Regions from separate parts of the Mus musculus genome. Here regions 1, 2 and 3 are each linked to region 4. A link is a loop called in an ENCODE intact Hi-C map of the cell type or tissue named here. Cell type or tissue: heart. All regions are shown on one strand. Region 1 has its middle 110 kb from the start of Gm36569. Region 2 has its middle 120 kb from the start of Gm36569. Region 3 has its middle 85 kb from the start of Gm36569. Region 4 holds the start of Gask1b (golgi associated kinase 1B).

Region 1 (5,000 bases), 110 kb before region 4:
AGTCTGAAACATTCTTCCCTACATTAAAATGTCTTCCTACGGTAGAACATATTGCTTTATCTGAAAAAAATATTTGTATATGGGTCTCCCTTCTCCTGGGGGTAGGGGATGTACTTTGGCCACCTACACGTAAGGGCCGAGGGAACAGCATCATGCAGGGTGCAGACAGCCATGAGTCTGATAGAAGGACTTCAGAACAGAGCTTAAGTGAGACAACTCTACTTTAGTGTTCCGAGGCAGGGTATATAGGGCTCCTAAGGGTGGAGAGAGCTGATTGGCCAGAACCCAGTACTTAATTATCATTCGGCTGGGAAGCTAGAGCAGGACTTGTGTGCTGAGTCATGCAGCATTTGCAGAGAGCTCTGCACAGTCATCCTCCAAACAAGGTCAGGCATCTGTGTTCAGAGACGCTTTCCAACCAGTGCCAGGTAGAGAAAGGGAACCCCTGACGGAAAGGGGAGTCCTCCATTCTGCATCAAGCTCACAGAGCTATCCAGACATGCTGAACTGTGGCCTTAAGAACAGGCTTCTCCGACATTTGTGTTTTGCCAGGGTCAATTTCTAATCCTCATCATTTTACAATCTGTATCTCTCTGGCAGGATGACCTGTGAGCCACAGTCAATCTAGAGACAAAAGATGTTCCTTCTTTCAGGATACTATTTTCTTGTTTTACTGCCCAGACTATCCTCAGTCTACTCATCCTCTTGCTTCAGCCTTCTAATGCAAGGGTTGCAGATGTGTGCCACCACATGCAGGGGTTGCAGATGTGTGCCACCACATGCAGGGGTTGCAGATGTGTGCCACCACATACAGGGGTTGCAGATGTGTGCCACCACATCCAGCTTGAGGATTCATATTTGTCATGCATTCCTCACATTCTTCTTGCACGGGGTCTTAATTTGGTCACCATTTATGTCAGTTCTTCCTACTTTAGGCTTTGGGAAACGATTGTAGAATCTTAATATTTGAATGTCAAGATCGATATCCCTGGTCATAGGAAGGGCTCTGGAGCAATAGGGATTCCCATTCATTGCTTGGGGAAATGCAACATCCTAAATCATCTATGAAAGAGATTTGGTAGTATTGTATAAAAGAAACAGTGTCTGGCAATTATGTGTCTTGATGTTTACTCAAAGGAATTGAAATGTATGTCCAGATAAAAACCTTCCCAATAATACCTATTGGAGACTTATTCATAACTGACAAAACTTGGAGGCAACGCAGTGTCATTCCTTAAGTAAATGAATAAGCCAAGAGCAGCAGGAGGCAGCTGTCAATTCTAAAGACATTTGGGATAAAATACGTTACTATTAGTCTTTCCTACTATTTGTAACCCTCTGACAGAACTTGACTTTGCTAGATCTTAAGAGAAAAACATTTGACTGTGTGACAGAGGTGGGAATTAATATAAATAGAATGTGCACTCTAAATGCCATTTGGGTTTCATCAAGAAGTACAATTCTTGCTTCTTGTTGTTTTTTGTTTGTTTTGTTTTGTTTTGTTTGTTTTGTTTTGTTTTTGACTCAGTGTTTCATTGAGCCATATAACTTAATACTTCTAATGACGAACTGGTGGGCTAATCAAGTAAAGTCTTTATTCCTAGCTAGTAGCAGTTGAGCAGAAGGCTACGGGAAGGACATCCATTACAAAGGGGTGGGCTTGCAGCTATCTATACCTTGGTTTCAGTGATTTCAGAGCTGGACTCAGGGTTGGGTCATTTGAAAGCAACTTAAAGGGAGTGGGAAGCTGAAGCCAAACCAAAATGAGTCATGGAGCAAGTTGGAGATAATGGGGTGAATTCATTCAGTGTAAACTGTTTTGATAAGCCCTTTAGACTTGAAGGGGAGCCGGGAAAGCAAACAGCTTAAGTGAAAGGGGAGCAGACTGGAGAAGGATTATTATTTTTAGGATAAGGAATGTGAAATTGTTTTAAAAAGGAAGGGGAAGAGCCAAGAGAAGAGGGAGGTCTGCGGTGAAAGCAGCGGACATAAGTGAGAGGGAAAGTTCTCAGAACAGACAGGAAGAGGGTGGGGATCCAGAGTGCAAAGGGACGAGCTTATCTATGGGCGCATGTGAAACAGGGTGACAAGAGAGAAGAAGGGTTAAGCTCAAGCCACTGGGAGGGAGGGGATCTGAGGGAAGTCTTGCTTGCTGGTATTTTTCTCCTTTAAATTAGAGAGTTGGCCAACTCTTAAGTGTCAGAAATGTTGTTTAGGCCAGTCAAAATTCAACTAAAATGGTTGCAAATGATACAGAATGGTTGGGAAACGATGTTGATAAAGGTAAGCATGGAGAAGTAGAAGAGGCAGGATACAAAATTTGGTAAAGACCCGGTAGGATTGCACTGAACGTTCCCTACGTTGTTTTGTTTTTTTTTTTTCCTGATGAGTCTAGTGCTGAGTTCCAACTCAAAGTGCTGATGGGTAATAAACCTTCCCCCTTCATGGCCATGAGTGTAGTGATGAACTTGTTTTAAGAGGACACAAAGTGCAGCTGAGAGCATCTGGAATTGGAAATAGATCTGTTTTTTTGTGGCTACACTATTTGCAGTAGGCTCTTGAGCATGCTAAGAAAGCTATCTGAAGCTTGGGTTTGAAAATCATAAAGAGAATACAGGATTAAATGAAACGTGCAGTTCTTTTGATTATTGGAGTATTGTCTTTGTTGTTGCTGGAGTCTATAGGAAAATTCAGAGTCTACAGCAGTGGTTCTCAAACTTCCTGATGCTGTGACCTTTCAATATAGTTCCTCATGTTGTAGTGACTGACCCCCAAACCATAAAATTATTCCATTTCTCTAGAGACTACCATATCCAGGGATCCACCCCATAATCAGCTTCCAAACGCTGACACCATTGCATACACTAGCAAGATTTTGCTGAAAGGACCCTGATATAGCTGTCTCTTGTAAGACTATGCCGGGGCTTAGCAAACACAGAAGTGGATGCTCACAGTCAGCTATGGGTGGATCACAGGGCTCCCAATGGAGGAGCTAGAGAAAGTACCCAAGGAGCTAAAGGGATCTGCAACCCTATAGGTGGAACAACATTATGAACTAACCAGTACCCCGGAGCTCTTGACTCTAGCTGCATATGTATCAAAAGATGGCCTAGTCAGCCATCACTGGAAAGAGAGGCCCATTGGACACAAACTTTATATGCCCCAGTACAGGGGAATTCCAGGGCCAAAAAAAAATGGGAATGGGTGGGTAGGGAAGTGGGGGGGAGGGTATGGGGGACTTTTGGGATAGCGTTGGAAATGTAATTGAGAAAAATATGTAATAAAAAGTATTAAAAATTTTTTAAAAAGAAAAAAATTATTCCATTTCTACTATCTAACTATAATCTTGCTTCTGTTATGAGTTATAATGTAAATATCTGATATTCAAGATTTCCAATATGTGATCCCTGTGGAGGTCAAGACCCACAAGCTGAGAATGACTGGTCTGGAGTGTAGCAGGATATTTCTGCTAGCTTCTGTCTTCCAATCTGGACTTGATACAACCTGCTACCCCATTGACCCTTTCATGAAACTACACAATGCCTCACCTGGCAGTCTCACATATGTTAATTTTATTATTCCATCGAGAAGAACTGAAGCCCATGCTCTAGAAACACAAAGGGCTTTTGGTACTGTTTGATCACCAGTGAAACTGGCAAAATTAACACTGGATGACCTTTTGGGTGAAGACATAGAAGAAGGTTTGGCTTCCATTTTGCCCAATTCTGGAGTCTTGATCTGTCATGTGAGTTAACATGTAGCTTTGAAATTATTGTGCTAAATCACACCTGTTATGAGACTGAACAGAAAAGCTATAGGACCCTAAAAAGAGAAAGAAGTAGTTGAGCAGCCCTTAACTGCCACAGCTCAACCTTCTTGGAGACACATCTGTGCAGCCACACTACTAATATGTTCCTAACAAGTACAAATCATGAGAAACAATAGCATTGTATAGATTTAAGACACTAACTCTATGGGGATTTGTTTTATCACTCCAGCAACTGACCCAGTAATTTTTTTTCCTAGTCTTTCTCAGATTTCTTTCTTTCTTTTTTTTTTTAAAAGATTCACTTAATCAGTAGATGTATTACATTTACTGTCATATTACATTTGCTACATATGAGATATTTAATTCCAAGCATTGACATTTCCCCCTCATATATTTATGACTGGAATTATACTTTCTTTGATCTGTAGGGTTATAACTCTCGCTTCTTTTTTTTTTTTCTTATTCCCAGCTCTTCTGAGAAAAATAAATCTGAATTTCATAAAGAAGAGCTACAGCAAATACATTTCTTTCTGGATCAGTCAATTGCTAGAATCAGTAACATCTTCTTTTACCATCAGTTTATTTGAAATTACTTTATTACCAAAAAAAAAAAAAAATGTGTCTTCAAGTATTTCACTAGATCTTCCATCTGGAGATAATCTGGCTTTCTGTGTATTTCCTACTTCCTACTAAAAGTAAGAAGTTTCATCATGGCTTTAATCCTTTTGCATGCAGCTAATTCTTCTATTTTACAGCACGATTTCTCTCTCTCTTGTGCTCTCTCTTTTTCTCTCTCTCTCTCCTGGTGTGGTTAGTGACTTGATCATTTATGCCAATATGATTCTTATTATACTCATTTTTAGTCTTGCCTCTCACGGTCAGACTTCCTCAAACATCTGCTACCTGTTGACCATGGTAACAATGGCACTGCGAATCTTCCTTCTCTTTTCTTTGCTCTTTATAAAGGGATTTTATAAAATGGATCAGATTTTCAACTTTGCTTAGTATCAAAATAATGAAATATGCCTTACTGTTTTTCCATATTATAAAACTCATTGTCTTAATCTGTACGTTGGCCTTGGACAGTGTGTGCTATCAAGAAAAAGAAATGAGCTTTGTTTCCTCATTTCCCTTCATGGATAGTTATGAGTCCTTCTGGAAAGTGATTGGAAGGAAAACTGCAAAGGGGATAGGGTCATCCTGCCAAAACCACGCCTTCCCTTTCTCACAT
Region 2 (5,000 bases), 120 kb before region 4:
AACATGCATGTAAATGCATTACATGTGTATATGTCTGTCTTGAAACCAGAAATGGGATGAAGAGGGATAGAAACAATCTTAATGACGGATGTGAAGGAAAGAGAGGGTAAGAGACGCCTGGGAGAGGAAGGCAACATAGAGGCTTGTCTGTCTGTCTGTCAGGGAGGGAGCGCAGTTATGGAATGAGCAAGAGTGTCAAGGTAGTGCAGTGGGGAAGGTCATACATTAGAGCAAGGTATAATGACGTATGTGTATGAAAATATGATAACAAAATCCACTCCATTGTTTGCTAACTTAAATGTAGTTTTTAAAACTCCATAAAATAAAAATAAATCTAGATAACATTAGGAAAGAAACCTTTCTCTTTTAAGTTAATTTATACCAGGTCCTTGTTACATCGAGGAAAGCTAACAGTAAAGTATCTTCTATGGCAGCAACCATGTTACAAGGGACAAAATTCCACTTGATTTCCAGGACTACAGAGATGTGTTGGAACCCGAGCATTTGGAAAACACATCTGAGCTTAGGAGCCTGGCTCCTGGTTGTGGGATTTTGGCAAAGCAAAGCTGACCCTGCTGAGTCTAATTATGTGTAGACGAAGGCTGGCTATTATCTATTTTCACCTAATTTTACCCAAGAGTTGTGTCATGTGGGTGCACACATGGCATGGGATCTGGGAACGTTCCTGAAATATTACTATATCTCTATAGATTAGCTGTCCATTTAGAAATACAGGATCATCATGGCATTTTTCTTGTTGCCTTAATATTTTCCTTCAGTTTATTAACTTGGAAAGTCTATAGTACTATTACAGAAATGTCCTGCTTTGCAATTCTTTGTTATAAAGAAAAAAAAAACAAAAAACTAAGCTGGGAAATTTTCTATTTTGCCAAGTTGTAAAACATTTTTTCCTAACTCTCTGTTCGACCCAATCTATGGCAGAATAGGTTATTCTTTTATGAAATTCATACTTTTTATTCCTTCTATAGCCTCAACATATTTCTCCAGTGATTCATACTAAAATCAGAACACTTGGAAGTGGCTTTAAGTGGTAGCTTTGAGGGGGGCAGGTGGGAGAGGAGAGACACTGTCATTTATTGGATTTCAAACTTTCTCACATACTCTGCCCAGATCACAAATATCCTCATGCAGTCATTCTAGGGTGGGGTTTAGATGTCTGTAATTTTAAGTGGAGTATTTAAAAACACAGAAGGATTCCCATCTTTAGAACTGCTGACCTCAAAGATAAAGCATGCTGCAGTGTCAAGCGTTAGCGACGTGGGAAGGGCACCCTGGTCCGCACAGAACCCTGAGTCATGTCCCAGAGATAGCTGCTCGCCATGGCAATCCCCTCTCTCCCATCCAATGGCTTTGCAGCCACAATTTTCAGTGTCCACTCTGTCCTGAGAGACAGAGGCATAGCTAGTTGTTCTCATCCTCCCACAGCATGTCTGTGTCAGTAAAACTGCTGACATTGCTACACAGCCCATTACTAATGACCTGTAACTCAGGCAAGCTGCATTTCCATCCCTACAGAGCTATGCTTTGCTTATCACATCTTCCACACAGGGTTTGGATTTGACAGACATGGGATTGCATTTCTTAAGTGTTGGAGCTCATGTAGATTTTTGGATTCATATCATTGTTTTTGCAGATCTACATTTTGTTCCAAGAATAATTAAACATAATGGAACCTTTTATTTAATGAAATTGTGTTGCGTGAAGTGTGTATACTAGGTAATAATTTATTTAAAAGTATTTTAGTTTCCTATAGGACTTGAAGATAAGAAAACATCATCACATGTAATGCTACCACATAGGTTAGCAGCCTAACATGTCATGTTTCATGTTGTCATAGTCTTATGGTTATGTAAAACTCATGCACCTTTATGAAGCCTAGACTCTCAGCAGCCAAGTCTCCTGGCCAGAGAGATAGAAATTAACTCTTGGGGAATTTTTGTTTTTTTTATTTTCTTCCTTCCATATATATCCATATAGTCTTTCCAGAGATTCTTCTGTCTCTCCCTCCCAGGATCCTTTGGTGGCACTGGGATTACCTTGGTCTCTAAGCAGTTTGTGACAATTCAAACTTCGATCCTCAGATTTGCACAGCAAACACTCAGCAAGCCATCTCCTCAGTGAAAAGGAGATGTGCGATGGGCTACACTTGTGATCCTCTGTCTTTTCATCCCATCCTACTGCCATGCACCACTGCAGCTGATGGCTTGAACTATTCTGGTAGCCACAACAGTCCAAAGCATAAAGGAGGATGTGCATTTCCATAGAAACATAATAATCAGGATTCTTTATTAAACGCACAAGAATGAACGGAACTTTTAGTGCCGGGATCTACTCTAGAGATTTTCCACATCTGTTATTTTAATACATAAATAATTTTTTTAAAATGTAATTAAGTAGATGGTGAACAACAAAGTCTCCCAAAAATAACAACAGCCATTGCACTTGGAAAGGAATTCAATGGGGCAGCATTGCTCTCATTAAGTCAAAGGAAGCAGCTGGAAGAACCATCCTGTCACTCCCTTATTTCTGCAGAATCATCACAATGGTGCCACTGTTGCTTTGCTTAGGGAGTAGTGAGGATGCAGCAGGAAAACAGGACAGAGTCTTCTGTTTTCTTCCTCTAGGCCTTCTGCTCTGTGCTGCGTGTTGCCAAGTCCCGCAGAAGGGCACAGCGCTCAGCACCTTTTGAGCTGTTGTGATGCAATGTGGTGTCATTCCAGTTCACACATGCCCAGAGTGTGAAAGTATTATGTTGCCTTAAAGGCCACACCCTCCCATTGCTCTTAAGTGTAAGAATCCAGAGAGAGCGATTAGGATCTTAGCAATGTGGTCCAGATGGCTCTGATGGGCATCCTTTTGAAGTTTTATACATGTTCTCCATTTAGCCTTCTGTGTGGTATTTGGGAATGTCTTTGAAAAACTTTATTTTAAACTCACAGAAAATACCCAAGTGGAGGGGCTTATACCTTGGCACTGGGGAGGCCGAGGGAAAAGGATCCACAAGTTGCAAGCCAGTCTGGTTTGTGTAGGGAGATTTTGCTACAAAACATACACGTATGTGCATAGCAGATGGAAGAACTGGGATATAATGTTGGAAATCATGTGAAGACTCCTAAGATTCTCTTTCTTCTTGCAGCCAAACCTGTGATGTCACTGCAAACTTTCTGTCACACCAGGGGCTGATCCATGTTCACAGGGTAGGGGCACACTGCCAAGAGAGCAGAGAAAGCGGGGTGTCCATTCCAACATCTCTGGGATTTTGTTTTTTAAAAAGGGAAAATTAGGTTGCTAAGAAAGAAAGAGCCTGCTGGCTTGCTTTCCCAGGCTCTAGGTTATGTTTTCTAGTGTAACTGAAATACGTAGTGAATGGTCTCCCGTTGTTCTCTACAGCGCTATTTCGCCAATGAACTACACGGGTGTTAAGAATCTGAGATTTTTAAACAAAGAGTTACATTCCTCACCAACGTTTTCTTCTAGCTTCCAGTCAGAGTCTTATATACTTAGATATAATCTACTAATACAAAAACTTTCAGGAATTATCACACAGTTTGTTTCGGGTATTCAAAATAAGTATTGCAAAACTTCTAAGAGAACAGGCTTCGGGTGCCCGTGAAAATGTTACTGTGTGGGATGCTGGATTTGCTCATTCGCTCACCTATATCAATAGCTTCAACATGTGTGTGTAAACCTAAACCCCAAATTAATTACACAAATTAAGTATATGCAATAAAAAGGAAAAAAAGAAGACTCAGCATAGTGTGTTGGTACATGCCTTGATGCCCAGCACTCCAGAGTCAGGGACGGGTGGGTCGCTGTAGCTTTAAGGACAGTCTGGTCTACATAATGAGTTCCATGACAGCCAGGACTACACAGTGTCTCAACCCTGGGCCTCGTACCATGTACCAGGGAACATGTTTACATATGTACATCAGACCCTGCTAAAAAAAATGTTGATTAGGCCTTTATTATTCTATCTACTTACACATTCATCCATATAATTTATGTATAATTGGTCAGGAATATTTCACATCCACAGTTTTGTACAATAAATGAATCCCTTATGCTACTTAGTAAACTTGAAATGATATTGACAAGCAGTCCTCATAAAGCATTTCCTTCCACGTCATGGTGTGGTTGTCATAGAATGCACTCACTTACTAGAGAATGTCCAGACAGCCTTTTCAACTCAACCACAGATTGCTAAAAGTCGAAGGTCAAGCCATTTCCATGCTTTCTAGAGGTCAGGTTCTGTGTATGGAATTCCCCACACAATGTAACACTTGTGAACTCCACACACATTCTTGCCTCATGAACATCTCTCTCTGCAGTGAAAGCTTATGAACAACTTAACAATTCTTTATTAGTTTTTAACTGAACATAATAATTCAAGTGGAAGAAAACTCTCAACACAGATCTGTATTTATGGAGATGAGACCTTCATCTTGGTGTCAAATTCTTTACATTCATATGGTGTGTAGCTTTTTTCCCACTAAAAGAATGCTTGTCCACAATAAATCATTTCCTGTTACTTGTGCAAGTGGACACTGGTGTTATACATGGTGAGAAGTCAAAATATTGGTGAATCTACTGGGAAAAAAGTTCTTCCATGATCTCACACAGTAAAATATTCAAATTAAAAATATACACTATGAGAGAAGAAAAAAAGGTGGGTTTTTTTTTTGGAAAAACTATGTACATAGTGTATAGTAAACAAGTCAAACAGTTTACAGTCATTGATAATATAAATACATAAGCACTTAAAATTAGAAAGAAGCTTTGAAGAGACTTTAACGATGTAAAATACACAGACTACAAGATACAAAGTAAAACTTTGATTGCTGTTAAATACACACAAAACCTACAGTAGTATTGTAAGGAAAACAGTTTCAAATCTGTACAAAACTAAGAATGTTATTGGAAATAAAACTGCAAAATATTAACAGTTGGTATTTCTAAATGATAAGATTGTATTTTTCATT
Region 3 (5,000 bases), 85 kb before region 4:
TTCATTTAATACTTTGATCTTTAACTTTTATACCAACCTGTTAAGATCACAGAGCTTCCAGATTGTGTGTAAAATATTATTCTGGATTTTTTTTGTAAGGATTTGTGATAGTATTGTCCTAGTATGGAGTAGGGTTTGTTGTTGTTGTTTTGTTTGTTTGTTTAATTGAGAATACTTTTTTTCATACAATATGACTCTGATCACAGTTTCTGGGCAGATTCTTATCCATTGAAGATTGCTCTTCTTAATATCACTGGAGCCCATTCAGTAGAAACCTGAAAAGAATGGCTGTGTCTACCCCAAATGGGATCAAATTCTATAGCAGACAGACATGTCCTGGTTATACAGCAAACCACCTATAGACTCCAACTGGTTCTAGAGTCTGTGGTGTGGCTGCCCCAGGCTGCAGCCAGCCTGCTCTAGCTGCAATTTTGATATACCCCACTTCCATAAATGTATAAGCCCATTCCTTTTGAAATATTAATTTTGTGTGAATAAAAAAGCACATAAAGACATAATATTTTACTAATGTAAAACAATTTAAATATAAGTATGAAGGCATGAATGCAGGAAGGGATTTGGTGGAGGAAGAATGAAGAGAAGCAGGAAGGACAGAAGTAAAGAAGAACGATAATACATGCGTGAAAACGAAGTGGTGTAATGAAGTCCATTACTGTTTATACTAGCTTTAAAAGTAACACCAAATGAATGTACTAATAACATCTATTTCTCTCTGTGTGTTTCTGTGTCTGTGCCTCTTTGTCTGTCTGTCTGTCCACCTCTCTCTCTCTCTCTCTCTCTCTCTCTCTCTCTCTCTCTCTCCCCGTGTGTGTGTGTGTGTGTGTGTGTGTGTGTGTGTGTGTGTGTGTGTTTGTGTGTCCTATAGACTCTGTTTATCTGGAGAAGCCTCGATTATGTCAACGTAAATAGCTCCTTTAATATATGAAGTACCTATTATCGCGATCTTCATTTTTGTAAATTAGTGTTTTTAATTGATAAATCAATTGTATCCATTTATGGAATAGATGGGCTGATTTGATATATGTGTAGCAGGCAGAATGATGAAATCACTCCTATCCACACACCCATTACCTCATTCCCCATTTATTTTTATGCTGAGATCCTTGGAATTACTCTCTTGGTTATTTTGATACATTATTATTGACTCTAGTCATGTTACTGAGCACCAGATCACAAAATTGTCCTTCCTCTCCAATGGTCCTCATTTTATAAATGTAAAATATGAAGTAGGTTATTAGTTGAGTGCTTCATATAGAGGAGGATGAGTGAGAAGAAGAGAGAAGACAGAAAGAGAAATGAGCCTTAGATTTGACATTCGATTGTGATGAGGCTTTTCCTGGGAAGGTGTGAACAAATGTTATTCACACCACATAAAGCACCAATGACAGAATAAAGAAACAAGTCTTTTCAAGTATTGCTTAGTGAACCAACGAGTTTATTTGGGTGATTTGTGGGAGTGTGGGTAAGGAATTACTCTCATGAGCATAGACAACTCATAGACAGCTGTATCATCAAAATCATTTGCTTCAATTTGAGGAGGAAATAATTAGTCGACTTCCTGAGTTTGCTTCTATCAGGAGAGATGTCCTGCTCCATTGTCTATGAAAAATAACAGGGCAAAGGTTTCCTACCTGCTTTAGTATCCTAGGTTACCATAGTAAAATACTGCAACCCGGGTGCTTTAATACAAATCATACATGAACTCTCTAGTGGCAGAATAGCCTCAAATTCACTGTGCTGTCAGACTGATGACCTTGAACCTCTGGATCCTCTTGCCTCCACCTTCTGAACCCTAAGATTAGAGTCATTCATCACCATAACTGTGTTTTGTGGCACTGGAGACCAAAGCCAGGACACTGTTCAGGCTAGGCCAGCACTCTACCAACTGGGCTCCATCTCCAGACCCCCAAAAGAACACTGTCACACAGGATTAATGTCTACCCAAGGGACTCTTCTTAAGCACATTGAACCTACTCAGATCCTATTTCCAAACAGGATCACATCAGTGCCTTAAGAGTGTGCATTTTAAGCTGTCTTTGTGAAGAAACAAAATGATCTTTTCTATGAAGCCAGAATCATATAACTCTAACTTGCCATCTGCCATAGAGTTAAAACCACATTTCTTCTGCAACCTGGCTGTCTGTATATCTCAGTCTGTGTCTCTGGTTTCACACTGGAAACCATAACCTTGAGAACTAAATCCTTGATACAGACCAGGAAAAATTTCAGGTCAAGCATTGCCCATGGAAATGTGAAAGGTAGATAGATCCCTTTCTTCTTTGATTCCATTTCCACATTATTCACCACAGTGAAAAGTTTGGACCCGCTTTTCTTTTGTTTACCTGATTGTCCCAAGGGTCCATACATCAGACTGATCAGCTCCTTCTTGAATCAGCAGCTATTTGCCATCCTAAGTGTTGTGAGGCCACCAAAATATAATATATAATATTAATATAATATATGTGATACTAATAGAGGTAAACCAATTCAATCTTCCCTCTCTGCCAGCCAGGAACACTAATACCCACAGGGCTTAATTTTTTCTTATAGTTAAACCTATTGAAGACAAGGCCAGATAACCCCAAGTATCAGTTGGACCGCACCTGGTTGCACTTCTCAATTCAATATGATATTTATATTTCTCCAAAATACACATGAGGCAGTTTGTTTTGATTTGCATCCCTGTCCCTGATTATAACCACTGCAGAAGAAACAGTTCACAATTCCGCCTGCAACAAAGGAAGCCTCCTTTGTTATCACTCTGGTGCCAAGTACAATGTAGGAAGCATTTGCTCTCTGCCCTAGCTAGTAAATAAACTGATGAGAGAAGGTCCCGGCATCTTCCTTGCCCCAGAGAGCTACCTAAGCATCTCAGCTCTGCTTCCTCACTGCAGCCCTCCCGCATTTCAGCGTTTCAGTTGCCCACAGAAACCACTGAAGGCTTTGCTTGGGCAGCTGTCGGTGCCTCGCCCTGAATATTGAACAGACAGCTACACATAGAAGAATCACCGTCCTAATCAAATAATGTTTCATGCCCTTGAAACTTGGCAATAAAATTCAGATTGACTTTTTTGGAAGTTACGCCTTCTCCCTGCAATGCATATAACCTATTTCCCATTTTCATTTTCTGTACCATAAGAAATTCCAAGCACCATCCATGGCTTCATAATTGCAGGAATGCATTTTTATGAGGACTGTGATTAATTTTCCTCCATCTTTTTTTTTAATCAATGGGGAAACATTTTAGAGCATGAATCTCTGCATCACTGACTGCATTAAGCTGAGTATCCACAGTCAGTGAAAAGGATAAGCCATTCAGTGGAAGCAAAGTCTAGTTCCATTAATGGCAAAGCAATTGAATCAATCCTGTTTTGATCGAGTTGTGAAGCCAAACAGTTCTTAAGGATGTTTGAAAATATGAATTTTGATGAGAAGGATTAGACAACTAATACTGAAGAATAGAGTCAATCTTTATGAAGTAACTTGGATCTCCCAACTCGGATTTTTAACAGAAAATAAAATACAGATGTATTATCTTTCTGGAAATCACTAAATAATAGTTTTATTTCCACTTTTTTCAACCTTCCCAGTGACATAATGTAATACAACATTCAAATAAGAACTCTAAAATTAGGCGTCCTTTATTCAAGGACAGGCATTGTAATTGACTAGCTCTGTCCTTGGATAGGGTAACTTTTATAAAACCTCCTCAATTTTCTTGTCTACAAAACAGAAATATGCTGTAGTTCCTTCCTCCAATTATATTTTCACAGATGCACCAAGACCATAAATATAAGACAACTTGGTTAATAAATGCCCAAGTTCCCTCAGCTACTTGATCTTAGTGAGGGGAGTGGCCATACGTGGACCCTGTTGGAAGTGCAAAGGGAAGTTGTAAGCATGGCTACCCACACTAATCATATCTTTTCTTTTCCAGCAGCAGATATGGGCTACCACCTTATCTATCTTCCTGAAACAAGTCACATATAATGATAGTCGGGTAACACTGCACATATATACATGAGGTTACTAACATGAAGCTGTGAGAAAAAAAAAAAATGTTGCTCATGTCCTACAGTTATTTCTGTCACTAAACTACATGCTGACTGTTTTTGCTCTAGCCATCATTCAGAAATTTTACAAAACCTACCAGAGAGAGGGGAGAGGTGAAGTTGAGAATTCACGTACTTGCAAAAGGCAAATATGTAATTTATAAACATCTTTCCTGTCCACAAATACAGCAGATGTTTTTCATAATTTTCAACTGCAAAGGGTCTTCTAATTCCCATGAAGTCCTTTATAAGAGTCAATTACTTGCAACTGGATGAGAAACCTGTGCTCTGTTCTTGGCAGATAACCTTGGCACTGGCAACTGCGGAAGCAGATGCTGTCTGCACAGCTATCCAAAAGGAGTAAGGTATACTCCAAGGTCAGAGCTAGCTGAAAAACACCCCAATGAGGGAAAGTACAGAAATGACGGATAGACCACAGTGTTGGGAACCACTGCCTTAATGGCTGTATCTGCCACAGTGCAGCAGAGACAGGCACCAGAGGAAGCAGCAAGCTTTCAGAATCTGCCTCAATGAGATCTTCATTGCAAATTGCCAGATCCTATCCAGTCACTCTTAAGGTCCTCACAGTTCATTCCAGCTTGTGAAACACTTCAGATCTTACCATTTATATTTTTTAAAGATGTATTTATTTATTTTATGTATATGAGTACACCATTGCTCTCTTCAGACACCAGAAGAGGACATCAGATCCCATTACAGATGGTTGTGAGCCACCATGTGGTTGCTGGAAATTGAACTCAGGACCTCTGGAAGAACAGTCAGTGCTCTTAACTGCTGAGCCATCTCTCCAGCCCGATGTTTCTACTTTTCATTAAGAGCATATAATTTTGTAAATGATTAGTTAATCCAACTCTAGTCTGAAAAGCAAATAAGTAACCATGACACTCATGCAACAGTAAAAACCAA
Region 4 (5,000 bases):
GCCTGGATTTAGGATAAAAATACTAATTTTTATTAGTCCCTAGCATTAGAAACTGGAGGCAGGTACGGATTTGCCGTCAAGCATCAAAGAAACAAGGCAAGAAGGAACCCCTGCATTCATTCAATGTGTTCATTCCATGAGTGTCTACGGTATGCTATACACTCCAGTGGGCTCGAACACAATAAAAAATACAAGAAACATTGCTGCCTCCCAGACACAGAGACAGTGGGAAGGGAGAGATAACACAATAGGATTATATAGAATGAGCTGGATCTCTTTCAGAGCTCAGACACTGCTCACGTAAAACTGAGTTACCAGAATAGGTGGTCCCGACAGGGAAATTCACACCCAACAGAAATCAGGAGAAAAAAAGCAACATAGGAAGGGGAAACCTGAGAATGTTCGTTGCATGCTGGAACTGGCCTGTTCTTGTCACCTACCTCACTGTAACAAAACACCTGTATGAAATGATGCACACGTGAGTCCATACATATGCTCCTGAGGAAGCTGACCTGACTTCATGACTCTAAAACACTGAAGGGAAGAGATATTGAAGCAAGAACAACCACTGAAGCCATCTGATACAAAATCCTACTCTTGAACTCATCACACTGAGCCGCGGCTGTGACTCTATTCATTTATTTCAACCGCCACTTGGATATGGCTGGAGCGAGGACCATGCCAGAGACTTCTTCAAACTGAATTTTAGGGGTTTTGATATTCTAGAAACCCAGGGAACAGAATCAAATGTCCAAGAGGAATTCTGGCACAAAATAGGCACAGTCAAACTAGAAGAGTTCTATTGCTAGTTTGTTCATAAGAGAAAATGACCTTTGAGGGTTGATGGCCCAAAGCAACTCAGGGAACTTGGTACTTGGCTCACTCAGTGGAATAACAGCAATAGCCAGCGCTTATTGAAGGTTTGGTTGGTGCCAAGAACTGCTGTCTATGTGTAAGCTACCAGCAACTTCATGAGGTGGACAGTATTGCCATTGCACAGCTGAAGAGAGATGCTCTAACATTTCAGCCTGGGTGGTTCTACATTGCAACACAAGTCACTGACTGAGTGTACTTCAGATTCCAACCCCGACATGGCATTCTCATTCAGAGAGTATCCTCTGTGTGGCAAGATCATTTCCATAGACCAGCACTGCAAAGCTGTACTTCAGTTAGTGGCCACATGCCCTAGACACAACCTTTGTGTTACAGGAGGACACATGGGGCTCTGTAAATAGTGAAGCTTGAAGAAGTCACATGGCTAGTTAGTCTACACTCTAAATGCACCTATGATTTTTATGCTCTTTATTTATTAAAGAGGCTGAGTCCATTGGTGACAGTCGAGGTAAAAGAGTTAGCTCTCATGTGGTCAGTTCTGTCTGAGCCTCTGACAAAGACTATTTGCTGAGGAAAGATAACCACTTTCCTCTTAATTTTTAGAATATTTAATCTTTATTTTATGCATAGAAGTGTTTGTCTTCATATGTGGATGTGTACCACACTCATGCCTGATGCCAACAGAGGTCAGAAGACAGTGTTGGATACCCATGAATTACAGGCGGTTGTGAAACACCCTGTGTGTGTATGTGTGTGTGTGTCTGTGTCTGTGTGTGTGTGTGTGTGTGATTTGCAAAAGCACTGAGTGCTCTTAACCACTGAGACATCATTTCTATGCCCCACCCCCCAACCCCTTACTCTTTAAACCATCCTAGGAAGGAAGTTTCCATAGAAACCTGTAAGGTTCTATGCAAGGCTGTCAGCAAGCTCTGTACCCTGGCTTCCTGTCATCGTGCAAACTGTCACTAGTTTTAATTAGATTTAACATGCCACGAAAAAGTGCACAGAGAGAAACGGAGAGCAAAGATTGCAGTGTGGGCTTTCCCTCACATGCCCAGCACAGCTGTGCATTAGAACTCTAATATCCCCAGACTGGGAAATAGAAGAATGCCACGCGTATGGAAAAATGACGCTACTGCTGCTGCTGCTGTCCAAATGGGAAACATGGGTGGGGAAAATAATTCAGAGAGAGTGGGGGAAAGGAGAAAACGATCCCAAATCCCCAGCAGCTGCAAATAAGAAGCAAGTGAATCTGTTACCTTGGATGAACTCTAATTTCCTGCTCACAGATGGCAGGGTCCTGTTGAGACCCAGGATCCTGTCCAGGTGGAAGGCGAACACTTCACTCATGTCCAGCGGCTGCTTGAGAAGCCCACAGGGGCTAGGCCCGCAGCCAGGCACAGAGCCTGAGGTGCTCCCTTCCAACACCAGCAAGCGGGTACCACTCTTAGAGATAGGTAGGATGCTAGCCACCTCACTATCAGCCAGGAGGCGCATTCTGCGGATGTCTTCTTTGCTCAGCCATGAGGGGGCGCTCTCGCTATAAATCCTAATGTTGCTCTCTCGGGCCCTAGGCTGCTGCAAGTTTGAACCTCTAGTTCTGACTCCAGGACCACGCAGCACCCTCCAGGGTCGTTCACCAACCTTGGTTAGGTAACCCTGAACATAGCCAGGTACTTCAGCATCTGCTGCCCGTGCAGCTTCCTGCTGTATAAGGGATGGTCTAACCAGCACCTCCTGATCAGGGGCTGCAGATGCCACCGCATACTTCTTCCTGCGCTTGGGTTTCACCGTGCCACGGATATTCGCAGGCTTGCTGCGCTTGGAGCGTAGAGTAATGTACACCACGTTGGGCTGCAAAGTGCTTCCATTGCCCTGCAACTCTGGAGGGGCCAGGGTACCATCCAGGGGAATCTCAGAGAAGGGTACCTTGAAGATGTCGTGACCGTTGGGTGGTCCCCTGTCAGTCGCCTGCCCATGCTGAAAGGAACCTCTGCCCACCTGGCTCACCAGAAAGCCCAGGTAGATGGCACAGGCAGTGCCCAGCAGGAGGTTCCGTCTGGTCCTGGGACGCCGACTACTCCAAAGTTTACACACTCGTGGGGCGCACAGAGAGCAGACAAACCAGTTTACGAGCTGCCCCGGCTTGTCTGGACAGGTCATTTCTCTGCCGCTTCCACATGCTGAACTGAGTTTAAAGTCTGCAGCTGGCTCCGGGTGACATGATTCATGGCTTCCTGAATCCAGCCGTCCAGTCCGCTTCGCTATCTAAGTGGTCTCCAACAGGCAGAGAGGTAAAAGAGAAGGGTCGCTGCTGCGGGTTCTGGGAACGCTTTGTGAACTGGCCACCGCAAGCCTTTTAAACTCCTATCAGCCTTTCCCAGGAGAAAGGAGGGCTGACTCTGGGAATGAATGGAAACAAGAGTTGACTGAATCACTAACTCAACCCATTTCAGTTCCTCTACAAGAGGAAAGAGGCGAGTAACCCTTTCCTTCCACAAATTCTACCAAGTTTGGTGTAAAGTTTAAAATGCGGAAGCAAGATAGGTGTGTGAGTCTGATTTTACTTTAAAGTAATGAAGACAAGCTGCAAAGAGCGTTTGCTAGCTCACAGTTAAAGCCACTACATCTGAGAAGCAAAACTCTTAAAAGTCATCAACCAGGATCCCCTGCAGACCCCCTTTTTGTGATTCAGAAATAAGAAAAGAAATAAATACTTTTTAAGATTTTTATAGACACCCTAACTTTTGTAAGATATATATTACAAAAATATCAAGTAGTGAGTTCATATTTAAACATATTCTCTTAACTAATGTTCCACATTGTTTTCACAATATATTCCATATCTAAAATTGTTATTTAACTACCCCTTGATGTTTATATAGCTTGAAAAGGGTGAGTTCTCTCTCTCTCTCTCTCTCTCTCTCTCTCTCTCTCTCTCTCTCTCACACACACACACACACACACACACACACACACACACAACTTTTTATTCCTTTTCTTTCCACTAAAGAGAGCAAAAATGAAAGAAAAGAATATCTAGGTTTTTTGGTGGGTTTTTTTTTGTTGTTTTTTTTTTTGTTGTTGTTTTTTTTGCCTTTTTCTTCACATTTTTAAATAGAGGGAAAAAGTTGTTTAAGAAGAAAAACAAAACTTTACTTACACAGCTGGCCCCACGCTTAGCTCCAGGAAGAATGGAATTCCTGACTCTAATGCACAGAACTTTGAAAGGCTGAGGCACGTAAGGAGAACATATTTCATGGCCAAGGGTGTTCCACCTTTCAAACATCTCGGCTCAGCCTTAAAAGCTGCCGCCTTCTAACAGCGGAGCAAAATGATTTGTAAACTGGCTGCTGCGCCGTTTTCAGACACGTGAGGTTCTTTTTAAAGATGACTAAAAAAATAAAAAATAAAATTTAATTTTGAATTTCTCCAAACACAGCTCAGACCCAGTTTTCATTCAAACAACTTTCTGCTCCTTTCAGCCCCTGGGAGCCCCCTAGTGTCTCATTTGCTAAGCGACACAGAAATGGCAGCCTTGGGAAGCTGAAGTGATCTGAAGTGTTTTGCTGGAGTTGGCGGAGACCCTGTTGCCAAATAAATACCTTAGAAAAATGAGGAGTGCCCACTGACCCCTGCCTGACCCCACGGAGTTGGGAAGGGGAAACTGGACGCCAGAGTCCAGGGCCTGCAACTTACCTTACATCTGGGCTGTTTGCAGACTAACTCTTGTCTCCCACCAGTTCTCGATGGGGGTAAAACGGCCAGGAAAGGTAGACAAAGCTAAGAAGGGGGTCACTGGAAATGAGTAGAGAAACGGAAGCGTGAGATAAGAGTGGGGTGTAGGGAGATGAGAAGGTTCTTGCAGCATGCAAATGAACACAGCAACAGCCCTCAGAAGGCAGCCTGGACCCCTTCTGATTGGAGGTCTTCTGAAAACAGGTTAGTGATTGGCCTGGGTCATTTGCATGTCCTGGCACAAAGGCAGGATCAGATGACCTTGGGGTCTCACTGGGCTTACTTGTCTCTGCTTCCACAGCAAACAGAATCAAACAAGAAGCCACCAATGGGATAGGGACGATTACCCCCTTTTTAGAGAAAAGGCTGTGATGTGGTGGGAAATGAAAATAATAGAATATGATGCTGTATAATCCTTAAAATATCGT

What was found. A loop is a pair of places that touch in the nucleus more often than their neighbours do. Peaks named below come from ENCODE experiments on the same cell type or tissue, not always from the same donor. Only the 100,000 strongest peaks of a DNase experiment are listed, where the experiment ranks them.
Region 1: it touches region 4 in a loop (4-fold over the local background); 6 of 42 quality-filtered maps call a loop at or near these places.
Region 2: a loop joins it to region 4, with 4 times the contacts of the local background. A loop is called at or near these places in 6 of 42 quality-filtered maps.
Region 3: it touches region 4 in a loop (8-fold over the local background); 6 of 42 quality-filtered maps call a loop at or near these places.

What each region holds. Positions count from the first base shown.
Region 1 is chr3:79,991,206-79,996,205 of GRCm38, reverse strand. No RefSeq gene overlaps it. Among named protein-coding and RNA genes, the nearest start is that of Gm36569, 110 kb to the right of the region's middle. RefSeq lists an enhancer at 3,508-5,000. In heart, no CTCF peak of the experiment used is centred here; DNase peaks (open chromatin) are centred at 345 and 1,885; H3K27ac peaks cover 4,284 bases.
Region 2 is chr3:80,002,772-80,007,771 of GRCm38, reverse strand. No RefSeq gene overlaps it. Among named protein-coding and RNA genes, the nearest start is that of Gm36569, 120 kb to the right of the region's middle. In heart, no CTCF peak of the experiment used is centred here; DNase peaks (open chromatin) are centred at 2,201 and 2,581; H3K27ac peaks cover 1,802 bases.
Region 3 is chr3:79,969,698-79,974,697 of GRCm38, reverse strand. No RefSeq gene overlaps it. Among named protein-coding and RNA genes, the nearest start is that of Gm36569, 85 kb to the right of the region's middle. In heart, no CTCF peak of the experiment used is centred here; a DNase peak (open chromatin) is centred at 4,416; H3K27ac peaks cover 1,248 bases.
Region 4 is chr3:79,884,224-79,889,223 of GRCm38, reverse strand. Gask1b (golgi associated kinase 1B) reads right to left here and starts at 3,294. Exons shown (of 4, transcript NM_133187.3): 1 at 2,094-3,294. The coding sequence starts at 2,997. Gm36569 (a long non-coding RNA gene) reads left to right here and starts at 2,418. Exons shown (of 3, transcript XR_375740.1): 1 at 2,418-3,128. In heart, CTCF peaks have their summits at 2,349 (motif pointing right) and 4,330 (motif pointing left); DNase peaks (open chromatin) are centred at 2,353, 2,953, 4,383 and 4,753; H3K4me3 peaks cover 4,883 bases; H3K27ac peaks cover 4,940 bases.